2 separate regions of the Homo sapiens genome follow, and region 2 is linked to region 1. Evidence: read pairs that join two places in POLR2A ChIA-PET (ENCODE). Cell type or tissue: PC-3. All regions are shown on one strand.

Evidence for each region. ChIA-PET counts read pairs that join two places held together with the same protein. Peaks named below come from ENCODE experiments on the same cell type or tissue, not always from the same donor. Only the 100,000 strongest peaks of a DNase experiment are listed, where the experiment ranks them.
Region 2: POLR2A ChIA-PET joins it to region 1 with 5 read pairs; 3 of 35 experiments call an interaction of 5 or more read pairs at or near these places.

What each region holds. Positions count from the first base shown.
Region 1 is chr10:74,952,093-74,954,592 of GRCh38, reverse strand. The region is part of intron 3 of KAT6B (lysine acetyltransferase 6B); the gene reads right to left. Among named protein-coding and RNA genes, the nearest start is that of SNORD172, 68 kb to the left of the region's middle. In PC-3, no CTCF peak of the experiment used is centred here; a DNase peak (open chromatin) is centred at 1,142; H3K4me3 peaks cover 698 bases; H3K27ac peaks cover 438 bases.
Region 2 is chr10:74,775,746-74,778,245 of GRCh38, reverse strand. No RefSeq gene overlaps it. Among named protein-coding and RNA genes, the nearest start is that of KAT6B, 50 kb to the left of the region's middle. In PC-3, no CTCF peak of the experiment used is centred here; no DNase peak of the experiment used is centred here.

The DNA.
Region 1 (2,500 bases):
AGGGTTAGATTCGTTCTTGTGGTTACAGAGTACAAAACTTACACCAATAGGAGTCATCATAGAGAGCCTTTCCAACAGCTGTCCAGCAATGGAATGGATTCTTTTTTTTTTCCGCTTCATTTGCTTAGTTTTTATTTTTTTAATTGTGGTTCAAATGGCATTAAGTAAGTTCACAATACTGTGCAACCATTACCACCATTTATCTCCAGAACTCTTTTCAACTTGCAAAACTGAAACTCTGTATCCATTAAACAATAATTTCCCATATTCTCTTCCCCCAGCCCAGGAAAACACCATTCTACTTTCTGTCTCTATGCATTTGATTATTCTAGCTATCGCATATAAGTGAAATCATACAGTATTTGTGGAATGGATTATTCTTGAGGCAATAAGAGGCCCCTATAATCAAGAGGCCATGGAGAGACTGGATGGGCCCCATCAGGATGCTGAGGACACAACAGTATACAATTTCACCTCACACAATTTGGGGATCTGGGACTCTTCAAAGGTTCCTTCCAGATCAAATATTTTAACGGTTCTAGAGTTAATCTCTAAGGACTTTCCCAGTTCTAATTTTTATTGATTCTATAATACTTTAGAAATTTTAAGAGTCTTCAAGACCTTTGATCTCAAAATAAGATAGCATTTTCTAAGGAAACATTCTTTAAATCTAGGACAATGCATTTTTAAGAAGCTTTATTTTACTTTGTGATTACTTCTGTTTCTGCCCAGAAGGAAACTATATATTTGTTAGCCTTAGTCTAAGTAACTGGACAAAAATAAATGAAAATTCCTGCACAAAATCAGAGCCAGGAGTATTTAGATTCATATCCTCCTCCTGACAATGACACAAAAAGGGGTTTTGTAAGCCATTTCCATGGTATCTGTTCACAATGATCAGGGACATATAACCCTCTCTCTCCATAATCCCCTATAGATCCATACTTCTTAAGTCATCTACATCTTTCATGAGACTGCTTAAAAAAACATACCATTTTAGTAATCCCAAGTGTTAAAAACAAAACAGTTCAGCATTTTTCATTCATATGTTCATATTTGCACCACAGAAAGACCCAGATTTAAACGCTGCTCTCTAAGCCTCAGGTTTCCTCATCTGTAAAAGTGCACAATAGTGTCTGTGTTGTCTAGCTCTCGGGTTGTTAAAGTTCAAATGTGAGTGAGTGTGGAAAGTATTTTGTAAACTACAAAGTTCTACTCAAATATTATTATGAGTATTGCAAAATTTTATTTGGCTATAAAAACAGAAAGAGCAAACAAACAACTTCAAGTCCTTAATAAGCATCAGAACAAATGAATTATTCTGGAGTTTAGAATTACTCTATAAAAGACTTTCATTTTCTGAGCCCCCATGATGAATATTAATCTTAGAGGATTTTTTTAAAGAATGAATTAATCAGGGAGTACAGGAACAGAGTAGAAAATGCCTCCACTGAGAGCCAAAAGGCCTGCAACTATTTAATAAAAGGAAAACTCAAACTAAATGAAAAGAAAAAGATGTTGGAGAAAGAAAAGCATAAACAAATACAAAATCTTAAATGAATAATACTACAAAAGCAAGCAAAGATGAATACTGGCTGGGCACGGTGGCTTACGCTTGTAATCCCCACACTTTGGGAGGCCGAGGTGGGCAGATCACCTGAGGTCAGGAGTTCGAGACCAGCCTGGCCAACATGGTGAAACCTCGGCTCTACTAAAAATACAAAAAAAAAAAAAAAAAAAAAAAAATTAGCCAGGCATGGTGCCTGTAATCCCAGCTACTCAGGAGGCTGAGGCAGAAGAATCACTTGAACCCGGGAGGCGGAGGTTGCAGTGAGCCAAGACCGCGCCATTATACTCCAGCCTGGGCAACAAGAATGAAACTCCATCTTAAAAAAAAAAAAAGACTCTTCTGTGTCTCTTTAGTTTGCTCTCCCTTGTTACACTGTACTGAAATGTGAAGTTTAGGTAATGCTTTGCTGTTTACCACAATGCTTTTCCCAAGTCCCAAATACGAATGCCATGCTACAAGGCCACCTCTCTAAGGTCACCTAACTAGTGAGATGGAGGAACTTCCAGCCTGCTGATGCCAAGCCCTTCACTCTCTGGCTTTCCCCATGGTTTGTCCCTCCTTTCACTTGGAGCTTGATATACCTCAGCAGAAAGGCTGTCCCTGACCATCCCTCTCTGAAACTGTACTCCACTGGCACCACTCCAGAATCTCCATACCTTTTTTTTTTAGGAGACACCACTCACTTTGTCACCCAGGATGGAGAGCGGGGGCGTGATCAAAGCTCACTCCAGCTCGATCTCCAGGGGCTCAAGTGATCCTCCCGCCTCAGCCTCCCAAGTAGCTGGGACTATACTGGCGCACTACCACGCCCAGCTAATTTTTTAACTTTTCATAGAGATGGGGGTCTCGCAACATTTCCCAGGCCATCTCGAACTCCTAAGCTCAAGCAATCCACCCACCTCGGCCTCCCAAAGTGCTGGGATTACAGAT
Region 2 (2,500 bases), 180 kb after region 1:
CTCTTTACATAGAACCAAATCAGACATAGAAAAGGGGACATGTACTCTCACAGTGCATTCTTCCCCATTTGCCACCTCTCTAAGTGGACAAAGATTTCCCTTTGGAGGTTGATGGGAGGCTCCGCTATGAGTAGTCCTCACTGGGCTAAGTTCCTCAGGGAGTGGTGGGTATAGAATGGGACTAGACTTGTAAGGAGGAGAGGACGAAGGGTTCTCAATAGAACTTTCAGGTGGACTGAAGGGAGAAAGGACTGACACATCTGAACCTTCACAGCTGATGGAAGGAAGTTCTGCTCCACCCAAAACTCCCCGCTGAACCCGGGGGTTTTGCATTAAAGGATCATCTAGTATGACTACCTCTTTTTCTTCTTTTCCTTTCATCAAACATGCACATGCCTGCTGCAGGGTTTTATCCTGACTGAGCTGCAAAAATGCTTGAACATATGGTATTTCATACCATTTTCCCTCCCGTTTACAAAAAAAAATAAGTTGAAGTATAGTATTAAAGGCCATAGTTCCAGTAGGAGGCCATTTCTCTTGTTTTTCCAAATAATACTGAGGCTAAACAGTATTACACAGAAACACCAGTTTTCACTGGGCGTGGTGCCTCACACCTGTAATCCCAACACTTTGGGAGGCCGAGGAGGGTGGACCACCTGAGGTCAGGAGTTCGAGACCAGCCTAACCAACACGGTGAAACCCTGTCTCTACTAAAAATACGAAAATTAGCTGGGCGTGGTGGTGTATGCCTATAATCCCAGCTATTCAGGAGGCTGAGGCAGGAGAATTGCTTGAACCCAGGAGGTGGAGTTTGCGGTGAGCTGAGATTGCACCATTGTACTCCAGCATGGGCAACAAGAACAAAACTCCGTCTCAAAAAAAAAAAAAAAAAAAAACCGACCAGTTTTCTCTTCTTAAGCCCATTCAGTTTAAACTGGTCCCAATGTTCAATAATGCATCCTAGTGGTGCGTTCTTTGGAATCAATGCCATGGTTCCCATGAAGGAGGCAGGTGATGTTGAAAGAAAAGTTCCAAGCCTGCGAGAGTGTATTGCCACTGGCAGAGTTCCACTAAAAAGAGAGGTTATTAAGGCCAGCTGCATTAATGAGGGGATCCCTGCCGAAAATTGAATTCTCTTATTCACATTTTCCAGATAACATAAGTGAGCCGAGCCATGAATCTTAGATAAACCACAACATGGACTTCGACAAAAATGTCAAATAAGGAAAGGGAAATGAAGAGGATTTAGATGGGAATGACCAGAGCAAACAGGTCTGGGCAATAGCAGCAGTGTGGATTGGACAAGCAAAGCCAGTTTGCCCAAATCCAAGAAAGGAAAGAAGATTTTTTAGTGTGAAACGAAACAGCAAGGATAAAATTCCCCTGATTTTCATCGTAGTGCTTCTCGATCACAAGCAGACGGATGGAAATTGGGAGGCGCTTAGGAAAAGAGTAAGTTAAAATTCCTAAAACTAGTTAAATAAAGTCTGCTGAAAATGACAGTGAAACAGACACAGCAATTAAGAAATTGATTTATGCAGCAAAGAAGACAAGGCAGATTAATACAAAGAGCATAGCCTGCGGTGCCAAACACATTTTTAGCCAAGAGGGACTTTACTGAGAGGGACCTCTAACCCCCAAATCATAGAAGGGACTCTAACCCTCCTAAGTCAGGCCTCTAACCTGAGGTTGGTCAAGCATCCTTGCCTTTTATTAAGAAGGGTTTCTAACCCACTCTGTCTTAGGAGAGACTCTAACTCCCCTAAGTTGGGCCTCTAACCCAATCCCATTCTTTACCCAGGTACCCCACCACTTACCCAAAGTTACCCAATCAGTGCTGCAGTCTATTTCTTTGGATTGGAGGGTTTCTTCAGTATCGTCCCTTCAGGTTCACCAGAAAGATGTTACAGAACCCCAACACTTACCCAAAGGTAGCCATTGGGTCAGGGTTTCTGCACTATAGTCCCTTGTGTGGTCGCCAGAAATATGTTACAGGAAAGGGGTCCCAATCCAGACCCCAAGAGAGGGTTATTGGATCTCATACAAGAAAGAATTCAGGGCAAGCCCGCCGTACAAAGCAAAAGCAAGTTTATTAAGAAAGTGAAGTGGTGAAAGAACAGCTACTCCATAGCTATAGTGACTTCAGGACATTCCTGAAAGTAAGAGGAGGAATGCACCCACCCTAGGTACAATGCTGGTATATACGGGGAGATGTACTCTGCTACAAGGGTTTGTGATAAAGGATTAATTTTCTTTTTTCTTTTTTGAGATGGAGTCTCACTCTGTCACCCAGGCCCTAGTGCAGTGACGGGATCTCGGCTCACTGCAACCTCTGCCTCCTGGGTTCAAGTGGTTCTCTTGCCTCAGCTTCCTGAGTAGCTGAGATTACAGGCATATGTCACCATGCCCAGCTAATTTTTTTGTATTTTTAGTAGAGACGGGGTTTCTCCATGTTGGTCAGACTGGTCTCAAACTCCTGACCTTGTGACCTACCCGCCTC